Regions from separate parts of the Homo sapiens genome. Here region 1 is linked to region 2. The links are chromatin contacts, found by POLR2A ChIA-PET in ENCODE. All regions are on one chromosome and are shown on one strand. The core of a region is the stretch at or near the end of the contact, and the rest is flanking DNA. Distances in the headings are between cores, read along the strand shown.

What was found. ChIA-PET counts read pairs that join two places held with the same protein, here RNA polymerase II (POLR2A).
Region 1: POLR2A ChIA-PET joins it to region 2 with 13 read pairs in WTC11. The contact joins the promoter of PRTFDC1 here to the enhancer-like site in region 2. POLR2A ChIA-PET finds 5 or more read pairs at or near these places in 2 of 52 experiments (IMR-90 and WTC11).

The regions. Positions count from the first base shown.
Region 1 is chr10:24,950,408-24,956,009 of GRCh38, reverse strand. PRTFDC1 (phosphoribosyl transferase domain containing 1) reads left to right here and starts at 3,404. Exons shown (of 9, transcript NM_020200.7): 1 at 3,404-3,482. The coding sequence starts at 3,435. It also overlaps a transcript of THNSL1 not described here. RefSeq lists a silencer at 3,054-3,243.
Region 2 is chr10:24,493,043-24,498,666 of GRCh38, reverse strand. It overlaps KIAA1217, which reads right to left. Exons shown (of 21, transcript NM_019590.5): 7 at 4,063-4,167; 8 at 3,471-3,520. Among named protein-coding and RNA genes, the nearest start is that of MIR603, 220 kb to the right of the region's middle. RefSeq lists enhancers at 3,124-3,904, 4,060-4,559, 4,560-5,061. Within about 2 kb of position 4,251, at least 2 of the 41 ENCODE cell types and tissues checked have a DNase peak (open chromatin) inside an H3K27ac peak, as active enhancers do.

The DNA of each region.
Region 1 (5,602 bases), core at 2,155-4,654, 460 kb before region 2:
TAACTATCCCTGATTGGTCACCTTACGTCAATCTTTTATTATTATTATTATTATTTGTTTGTAGGGACAGGGTCTTGCTCTGTCACCCAGGCTGGAGTGCAGTGGTGCAATTATGACTCAATGCAGCCTCAAACTTCTGGCCTCAAGCAATCTTTCCAGCTCAGCCTCCCCAGTAGCTAGGTCTACAGGTGCCACGCTACCACACCTGGCTAAGTTTTTAATTTTTTATAGTGATGTGGTCTTACAATGTTACCCAGGTTTGGTCTTGAATTCCTGGCCTCAAGTGAGCCTCCTGCTTTGGCCTCCCGAAGTGCTGGTATTACAGGTGTGAGCCATGGTGCCTAGCCCCATCAACCTTAAAAGACAATTCCTTGTCATTTTCACATGGAATAATTTTACAAACATTTGGTCATACATTTTTACAGCATGTCAGGTTAATAATATCTTACAGTTTTATAGCATTTTGCAAAGAATTCTCTTGCATGTTATCTCACATTCATCTCATCATCATATGCAGTAGAGAATAAATGGGTGGCTCCATTTTATGGATGAGAAAATTGATGTATATTACACTGATATAATTGGCTTAGACTCATTGGCTAAAGTAACATGGATTGTTACAGAAAAATAGAGGTCCTAGTCCAAAGCTATTCCACTAGACATGTGATATGGTTTGGCTCTGTGTCCCCACCCAAATCTCATGTTGAATTGTAATTCCCAGTGTTGGGGGAGGGATCTGGTGGGAGGTGATTGGCTCATGGGGGTGGATTTCTCCCATATTGTTCTCGTTATAGTGAGTGAGTTCTCACAAGATCTGATGGTTTAAAAGTATGTGGCACTACACCCTTGCTCTCTCTCTCTCCTGCTCTGCCATGGTAAGACGTGCTTGCTTCCCCTTTGCCTTCTGCCATGATTGTAAATTTCCTGAGGCCTCCCAGCCTTGCTTTCTGTACAGCCTGCAGAACTGTGAGTCAATTAAACCTCTTTTCTTCATAAATTATCCAGGTCTAAGGTAGTTCTTTATACCAATATGAGAACAGACTAATACAACATGTAACAGAAATTTGAGGTTTAAAAAGAATTTTTGCCTCTAAATCCTCATAATGCAAGATTAAGAATAAAGCCTTGGACAGATGAGCTGTTATTTCTGGATACCGGTCTTTGCAAATACTATTTGGGTTATCAAGTATTATTTTGTATTATGTTAATGCTCTCCAAAGTATCGAAGTGTAATCAGACCGCACAAAGTATTATCAAAATATACAAAGATAATAAAATGAATTAGATTTTTAAAAACTATTTACTCATCATTCTGTGCCCTTTATAGGATGACCTATATAAGTCTATGTAGGATGTTCTTGAGCACACATTCATAAGATTCCTGTTGTCTTTCAAGCAAGTTACATTTTTCACTGTGAACTTGTTGGATTTTACGTTTAAACTAATAGCCTTTCTAAGGGAAGAAGATTTATCTACCATTTCCCTTACATCTTCCGCAGTGTCTAGGCTGGAACCAAAGTTGATGCTTTTTGACTTCTGTATGGCAACTACTCCTGTGACATATTTTGAAGTTCCTGGTACCCCCCAATCTGGCCCTGCACCCACACTGAGCCTCATGGCTAAGTTTTGATATCCAAGCAGTAAGATGGTCTAGTGGAATCCCCTAAAGCATGGGTCATGAGCCACCCACATCACACCCATCTGGTGTCTCTCAGCAGGTACAGGATTCTAGGTGCTTCCACAGATCTTCCCCACCCAGTGAAGCTGCATTAACCAGCTCCCCAGGAGAGTCTTGTGAACTCTAAAGTTTGATCATCATCCTAATGATAGCACTTTTCTGCTCCTGGAAATTTTAATGATGTTGCTTGTGAATATGGTTCCTGGGCCTGGTCTTTGAAAATGAAAATAAAAGATGGTGCTTGACTTTGGGGAAAAGAAGTGAGATGCAGACTACAAAAATGGCTCAAAACAACGCCCTCTCACAATTACTAGGAGAAAATGTTTACCCGTGTGCTGAGAAACAACACCCCCCATTTCTGTAAGGCAGTTGCCAAGCAGATGCCTGATTTCAGGGATCTCTGGAGCTGCACCCTCCAAGGCGCTGGCGCTTAGAAACGACATGAAGAGCCAGCCCTGCTGAGCAGGACCAGGGCGCCAAGTCTGAATGACTAATATTTTTCCAACCTAGAACGTCATTAACCGATTGATAACTATTTCCCCTTTAAACTAGGCAAAATCAGCATTCCTCTCCCCTCTGTGTGCCAGAATTCGAAGATGAACAAAAGACGCCTGCATCAGGAAAACTGTGTTAAGTTCTCTTGGATTCAGGGCTTCGACCCGAATTGGGCTGAGTGAATGAAGACGCTGGTGAGATGTCAGGGACCTGGGGAATGAAGACACACCCAGAAAAAGCAGGAACCTACAGGAGTGGACAAAGAACCGGAGCATAGGCATGTGAGAGGGGTTGAAATGAACAACAGACTCATACAAGAAGGATTTCTAATCAGAAAAGAGCGATTGCTTTAGTAAAGCTGCAACCTGGAACAATTACAATCTGACCAGATGTTCTTGCAAAACTGGTAAAGCAGAGAATGTGTAAAAATCTCTCCCCCTCCTCCCCTGAATGCAGTTGACGAAAGGCCGAAAGGCTGGATCCTCAAAGCCCAGATCTGATCACTGCAGATCCGGGCCACCCTAAAAGCAATCGGGTGTAATCTTTCCAGCTCCAGGCCCTGGGATGAGGGAGGTGGGGGAAGGTGGAGAAAGGTGGAGGAAGATGGAGGGAGGTGAGGGGAGGTGGAGGGAGGTGAGGGGAGGTGGAGGGAGATGAGCGGAGGTGGAGAGAGGTGGGTGGCGGCTCCAAGGTTTGAAAACACATCCAGGACACTTCCCATCCTCCAAGAGCACGCTGGCTCACAGGCTCTTTCACGCTTCTGCTTGGGACAATCGCGTGCATGAAATCTGGCAGGGAGGAGTCAAGGAGATTGTTAGCCCGAGGGCTGGGACGGTGGATCTGGGAATCAGGGGCCTGGGGGACACGTTCTCTTCCTGCCGCGGGCTTCCTGCTCCAGAGTCCCCGCGGGGCTTGGCGGCGGGGCCGGGGGCTGCACGCGACCATCCGGCAGGGGGCGGCGGCGACAGCGGCGGCCGCAAGGGACGCGTCCGGGGCCCGCGCTCAGGGGGAGCGGTAGCGGCTTGGCAGCTGCTCCCCGCGCCCCCGCGGCCTAGCCAGGGGAGGGGGCGCAGCGCCGGGGCCATGGATCCGCGTCAGGCCGCTGCTTCCCGCCGGCGGGCCCGGGGCGGGGCGGACCCGTCCCCGTCCCCGTCCCCGTCCCCGTCCCCGTCCCCATCCCCACGTCCCATCCCCCACGCAGCCTTCGCCCTCCCTGCTCCTTCCCGCGCCGTCTTCCCTTCCCGCGTTCCCCGGGAGAAACATGGCCGGGAGCAGCGAGGAGGCGCCAGACTACGGGCGAGGCGTCGTGGTAAATGCAAACTCCCTATTTTGGGGCTCGGCCCGCTCCCCTCCCTCCCTGGCACCCTGCTTGTAGATTAAATGCTTGCCGTGCGTCGGGGGAGAGAGAGGGCCACCGCTTTGTTCTCCCTCCCGGCGGGGATCGCTTCCATCCTCGGACCCGGGCCTCCTCTCCCCGCCCCCAATCTGACGAAACTCTGAGTCCCGTCCCTTCACCCCGAGTTCCCAGCGTCCCCCCGTGTCCTCCGGCCGGTAGCTCGCTCCTGCAGCGTCCCGCCGGCGCCCAGCCGTCCCCATCCCCGCGAGCCACGGGGAGTCGCTTCTGCGAGCCCGGCAGGGCCCCAGAGACCCCCGCGTGCTGCTCTGGAGGCCTCCTTCTTCCTGGGTCTCCTCTTGACTCCTCCAGGGCGGGCTTCAAGTTTTGTTTTTAAAAAGCACACTGAGGGGTTTTGAAGGCAGCTAGGAAATAAAGTAGCTCAAGTGGACAGAGCTTGAGATTTGAAGCCTTTGGTACCCAGGTTGGGGGCTCTCTGGCAGTGGAGGCCTCTGCAGGAGCTCTAGGACACGCTGGCGGCTCCTGAGTGACCTATGGCTTGTCTGTAAAAGGGAGCAACAGCAAGCTGGGCTCTGGAGCCAATTGGGAGGATGCATGTAAAATATCTAGCAGTGTGTCCGGATGGGAGGGTGTGGGGTGCTGGTTTCCCAGAACTGAGCCTCATTAACCCTGAGAATCCTGACGGTGTCAGCCAGAGGGTACCCATCTCTCAGTGTGCTAGGATCCAACCCGTTCTTGACCTTGTGGCCACGTCCTCCCTGCTCCCTGAGAAGTGGTTTTCCTAGAAGGTGGTGGTTATAACTTGTGTCAGGTTCAGTGTGAAACTCAATGGTGGTGAGGATGGTGGGTGGGGCTAACTTGCCATCTCTTTCCAGGGATCAGCTTGTCATTCACAGATAATCTGTTTATGAATATGAATGGCCTGAACTAAAGTAAGTGGGCTGGGGAGGGAAACGTGTCACATTCAGACAGAAGGGTCAGGTTGAAATGTGGGGCTCAGTGCTTAATTTAACAGCAGGACCTTTCCTTCTGAAAGGATGAGGAGTTGATTTATTCATTCCACACGTTTATTGTCCTGCTGGGTTGTAGGAGGTGCTGTAGGCTCTGGGGTGCAAAAGACAAAGGCCTTGTCTTCATGAGCTTGCGTTCTAGAGAAGACATAGGCAAGCAGTGTGTAAACAAATAGAGAAAATTTCAAATAGAGATATGTGCAATAGGAGGAGGGTAACAGGATAGAGGGTAATTGGAGGAGAAGGGGGGAGTGATGCTTTTGCTCAGGTGGTCAGGGCAGCCTCTCTGCGGTGACCTTTGAGCCAAGATCTGAAGGGTACACAGGAGTAGCCATGTGGACTGCAGGCAGAGACCCGCATACCAAATGCAAAAGAATCATTGTATCCGATTTATGCTTTTACAAAAACCATTCCAGTTGCCCCAGGAGGAGGGGCAAGCCTAGCGGTGTGATGGATGGGAGGGGGACTAAAACGCAAAAAGGGCAATCATTAAGTTCATTCTGGACAAATTGAGTTTGTAGTGCCTGTAAGGCCCACAGGTTGGCCTGCACTGTAGGCAATTTGAAATTCACATTTGGAATTCTGGAGAGTGATTGGAGAGATTTGGAAGTCATCAGCAAAAAGAATAATATGTAATGTTCGGGAGTGCTCAGTGAATATGGAAAAAACAATTAAAGCAACTGTTAAGGATGGAAGCCTGGAAAGTCCCAAATATAAGAGGCTGCCTGTGGGGGAGAAGCTGGTTGAAGGAACCGAGAAAGAACTTTGAAGGGTGGGAGGGCAGGCAGCATGGTGGGTGCCTTGGGAATAGAGCATTGTTGAGCAGGAGGGGCGGGGTCAAGAGGTCATCAGAAGTGTCAGATGTTACAGGGACAGCAAGTCGGATACCAAGATGGAAAACAGCCACTGTATTTAACAATTACAAAGCCATTAGTAGGGAGAATCTTTTAAACAACCACTGCATTGGTAGAATGGTTAAAATATAGTACAAGTTGAGCATCCCTAATCCAAAAATCCAAAATCCGAAATGCTCCAAAATCTGAAACTTTCTGAGCACCAACATGA
Region 2 (5,624 bases), core at 3,002-5,501:
TTGTATTTTTTGTAGAGACGGGGTTTTGCCATGTTGCCCAGGGTGGTCTTGAACTCCTGGCCTCAAGCGATCCTCCTGCCTCGGCCAAAGTGCTGGGATTATAGGCGTGGGTCACCATGCCAAGCCACAACCAAATTTCTTAATGGAATCTATACTCACTTAAAAAAATCTTCATCTATAACCTCTTAATCTCCTATATTTGGTACATGTCATAGCTCCTTCATTCTCTGAAATGGCTCTTTATGTTCATTTCAGCGATCTTCTAGTTGTCACCCCTGTGGACTCTCTCCTTTGCTTCAATGTGACACTAAGCTTTGTCAGCCACTTCTTTTCCTTTTAGTCACTTTGAAACTTTCCATGATCTTCTTCCCTTTCTGCTGCTCCGTCTTGGTCAATCTCTTTTCTAACTCCTTCCTCTGCCAACCTTTTAAATCCTGATATGTTGTGTCCCTGGGTCCACTTCTCTTCTTGCTGGACATACTTTCTAGGGAGGCCACTTCTGCTACCACCACCCACCAAGGTCTCCCGCACCCTCGTCAGCAGCACACAATCATCTTCAGATCCACATACTAACGCCTTCACGCCACTACTGAACTTTTCCATAAACAAGTCAAATTCATTATTTCCACTCGTCTTCCACAAAGCTCTTTCTGTCTCTGTGGGCCTAATTGTATTATATATATAATTTCAATAACTTTTGAGGAACAAGTAGTTTTTGGATACATGGATGAATTGTATAGTGGAGAAGTCGGAGATTTTAGTACACCCATCACCTGAGTAGTGTACTTTGTACCCAATTCGTAGTTTTTTTTATCCCTCATCCCCTCCCACCCTGCCCACTTCTGAGTCTCCAATGTCCATTATAATACGGGCCTAATTGTAGCCAGTGGCACCACTATCTACTCAATTATCAGCCAGTCAGGCTGTCACTTTTTTTTTTTTTTTTTGAGACAAGGTCTTGCTCTGTCACTCAGGCTGAAGTGCAGTGGCTTGATCTCGGCTTACTGCAGCCTTGACCTCTCGGGCTCAAGCAGTCTTCCCACCTCAGCCTCCCAAGTATGTGGGACTACAAACATGTACCACCACGCTCATTTTTTGTGGAGACAGGGTCTTGCAATATTGCCCAGGCTGGTCTCAAACTCCTAGCCTCAAGCAGTCCTCCCACTTCAGCCTTCCAAGGTCCTGAGATTACAGGCATGAGCCACCATGCCCAGCCTGGCTGTCACTCTTAATAGCTGTGTCGCTTTGGAAAACTAACCTAACCTCCCTGAGCTTCTGTTTCTTTTCATGTAAAATATGGGTAATGACATCTTCCTTATAGGGTTTTGTGTGTTAAATGATCTAATGCTCAGTATAAAAACCTTTGAGATGGGAGGTTCCATCTGTTCTCTTTCCACAGTAAACTACACATTCCATAAGTAGCCAGGAAGTCTGGGTTTTCCTTTACTCTTGGCCAGATGAGTTCCTTGACTTCTATATAATTCCGTTTACTTGTCTACAGAACAGGGATAATACTTGTCTTGTAGCTGACTTCCTAGCATTCTGGAAGAATTATTATATTTTGTGCACTATACAAGGCTGCTATGGCAACGAAGCCCCTGTGGACGATATCTCGCCCTGATACGTTAGAGTGAGAAAGTCCAAACCTAGCAGAGACGTGGGGAGTGAGTCCACGTGCTCATTGCCAGTGGCGTTGCAAATCAGCTCAGCCATTCAGAAGAGAAAACTAACAGCATGTCACCAGTGGCACTGAACTGTCCCTTTGGACCCACCGATTCCACTTTGGGAAATATATCTGAGGAAATGACACTGGCTCCTTTCCCCACATTTGAAAAGAAATTGACAAGAGTTTTTAGAACAAAGAAATGAAACAACCTATATATCTTTAAAGGGACTGAGGCATCTTAACATAAAAGGAGTTCAAATGGGAGGCATTTGGACTATGATGATGTGTGTCACGTGTGTGGATGTGCATTCAGTTTTCTTCTCTGGAACATGAGAATAAAAACTGTACCTCTCCCTAGATGCTGCGGTAAGGAGTTCATGAGTGAATGCATGAAAAGTGCATAGGAAGCACTCACTACATATTTATTCTTCTTCTTCTTCTCTATAAAGCAAAAAGAAATAAAAGGAGAATACAAAACAGCACGTACATATTGCTTAGAGCAGTGCTTTCAGATATGAATCATTTCTAGAATGGATTATAGAAGGATGGGAGCTTTTAGTATTTAGTAGTTTCCTTTCTTCTCCCTAAGTTTACAATCCATTTTAAAAAATGAATGAATTAAGTATCTCCGAAACAAACTGGCAATTGCTCTGAAGACAAGTTTAGCAATTTCCGTGAAATAATTCTCTGGCTTCGGCCAAGGCCACTGATTGATTTCTAAGCAAAACAACAAATCCCGTCAGGATCAGGAATGATGGCAGAGTGGCCCTGTTGGCTTTGTAGCTAAATTGTGCTCAGCCAGAGAAGAACCACGACCAACAGAGCCCTAAACTGAAGTCCCCAATTCTGTCTACTCTACCGTGCTGCACAAAACTAGTACACGTGGCTTCCCTAAATTTGGGGTTTCACCCAACTTGCCATATGCTTTCTGTGTAATTTAGTATCTGAATGTGTTCCTGCTAAGGATTTCTATTTCTAACCCGATGAGAGGGAAGACCTCATCTTCTTGCAGAGGCCTGGCTTGAGACTGCTGGATGAGACATTCATTGCAAAGACCTGGATACTAGTGAACGCCACTACTAACAGAACTGGGCTGTCTTTCTGGGGAATGCTGGCATTTAAAAAGCAGGCCTTGTCATCTGTCATGAGATTAAAAAGATAAAATAAAAAGTAGGCCCTAGTCCAAGTACTCCTTTTTCTCCCATCTGGACACTGGTCATTCCTTATTGGCTACTGTCCCTTCTCATCCATCCCCATATTGCAGCTGGGCTGATGTCCTTCCCCAGTGTACAACCTTCCGATGGCTTCACTTTGCACTTAGAACAATTTTAAATTCCCTTGACTGGACAACCCTTCTTCCCCCTAAGTCCTCTTCATCTTTCTGGGCTTAGTTTATGTCACTTTGTCTGGGGACTGCCCTTGGTATAGGCTAGTCCTATTGGTGAAACATTTATCCTGCACTTTTAAACACTTGACACACATAAAATTACTTGTCCCATTTCCATCTTCCCCACTGAATTCTAAGTTCTAGGCAGGCAGCCCCGTGTCTGCAAGATGACCACCGTGTGGCCATATCAATGAACAAATGAATGAGCGAATGAATGAAAACCGAAGGGAGAATACAGTGCTTTGCCCCCGAATTAATGAATAAATCTGGAATTTCAGTATTGGCAGGAATATCTAGGAATCCCCTGACATCATACCAAATACGTGACTTAGGGAAATGTTAAACATTTCTGAGACCAGCCAGGGCTCATCCCAGGCAGCCCACAGGCCTCCTACAGCTCCAAAAACACTTACTTACCTGCACTATCTGTGTGGTTCCTGTTGGCTGTGGTTTTCATCATTTTCTCGCTGAATAAAAGAAAAAGAGAGTCAGCTATGCAGTTTCCAAAATGCCTTTTTTTTTTTTTTTAAAGCCCATTCCATCCACTATTTGAAGCAATTGGCAGTGATGGGATTAAGCAATGAAGGTATTTTAGCATCAGCATCACAATTGGCCAGGATGGAAAAGGCTTCCCAGGTGTGCACCTGACACTGGGGGTGGAATGCAGCCAGGCTCACTTGTGACTTTCAGATGATGGCGACGTGGACACGCAAGGGTGGTGGTTGCAGGCACTGCACGGTGAGTGGTCCATGAAGCCACATGCACTGGGAAGCCCATTTACCTTCTTGGGCCAAAGTGTTACTTTCGACCAAGAATTACCAGAAGGAGGAAAGAAAAAAAGCAACCAAACCCCCCAAAACAAAAAAATAACGCCCATGATCCATAGAGATGTGAATATTTTCAGCCTTGAAATGATTACAAGAAAACAGATTTGAATGAATGAATTATCTTAATGATTAAAAGAGAAACAGATTGAATTATTTTTTTCATTGGCTTTCTTCTTTTTTACCTAGACGCATCTTTGCTATAACTTGTAATGGGCCCTTTAAAAAGCGCAGACTGAACAAGGCCAGTTAAACTGGCAATCTGTTTCTCCATGGCTTGCATCCTCTCTCTGTAAAACAAGAGAATTGTTTGTTAAAGCTTTATGGACTTTCAAACCAGTTTGTCCGGGTGAATGCACCACCTGAGGGTTATAAAAGGTACCACCTAGAAGGCCGTGGAAGTTCACCCAACCTGGCTCAGGAACATGAAGAGCCGCACATCCTTAGCTCAGGTCAAGATTCGTGATCAGTGTTCAGTATCAAGCCAGTGACCTGACTGGCTAAAAAAAGACACAGCACGGACCAACTCAAAGACATCTCCCTCGGAAACACTCCTGTTTGCACATCCTATGTTTTTGAGTCTTTCTGCCCTGCTTTCTTTCTTTCACCTTGCACAAAAGGGCTGTTCCCTAGCATTCGCAGTGTCCCAGGCCAGATCTCACCTAGCTGCACACATTTCTATGCCGTACACCTCAGCTGGGAGGCTGCGGAGTGGTTTTGGTGTAAATGATGGAGCTGTTTGCTGTGTGGGTAGTAACACTTGTGTCACAGCTTAGGGGCAACACAAACATGTCTCTTCTTTAGACCATGGAGAAATATGACTGAAACCCGGCCGGGCGCGGTGGCTCACACCTGTAATCCCAGCACTTTGGGAAGCCGAGGTGGGCAGATCACCTGAGGTCAGGAGTTTGAGACCAGCTTGGCCAACATGGTGAAACCCTGTCTCTGCTACCAAGATTGCACCAGTGAACTACAGACTGGGCAAAAGAGTGAGACTCTGTCTCAAAACAAAACAAAACAACCCATTTATTTGAAGGTAGATGATGTTAGATCTAATGTCATAGGAACTTTAGCCTGGAGGTTTTTATAGAATCACGCAGGAACACGAATATCCCTAACAGCTTGGCCATCTCAAGATGTTAATGAAAAATTTCCCAATGATTTCCATATACAGATACTGTTCCTCTCTCTCCAGGGCTCTTTGATGTTTCATTACAGTTTAGCTGGCATTTGAAATAGACTCACATTTCTAGACCTCAGACAATGGACGTTTCGCAGAACTATTGCCATGTTTTCAACACATTGTTAAAAACAACAATACGAGTAAGTGAATAGAGGCTTCACATGTCACCTCATGTGAATTCAGTTATGCATATTTGTTAGTTCAAAACAGGAAAAGGAGAGAGAGGAGAACAATGTATATGGCATGGGCATTGCCTGTGCTGTTATCTCCCATGAGTGAGTGTCCTTGCATGAGCCTGAGATAAGAGAGGGGACCTCACTCCTCACTGCGGATCTCAGTCCCACAGGCCTCTGGGTTTGTGAGTGGTGGGGATTCCCATGCTGCAAACAGTATATTCTTACACTATTAAATACATGCTGGCTAATTTATCTGATTGTCAGTGGAAAAAGTAATGATGGTCTGGCCGGGCACGGTGGCTCCTGCCTGTAATTCCAGCACTTTGGGAGGCCCAGGTGGGCGGATCACCTGAGGTCAGAACTTCGAGACCAGCCTGGCCAACATGGT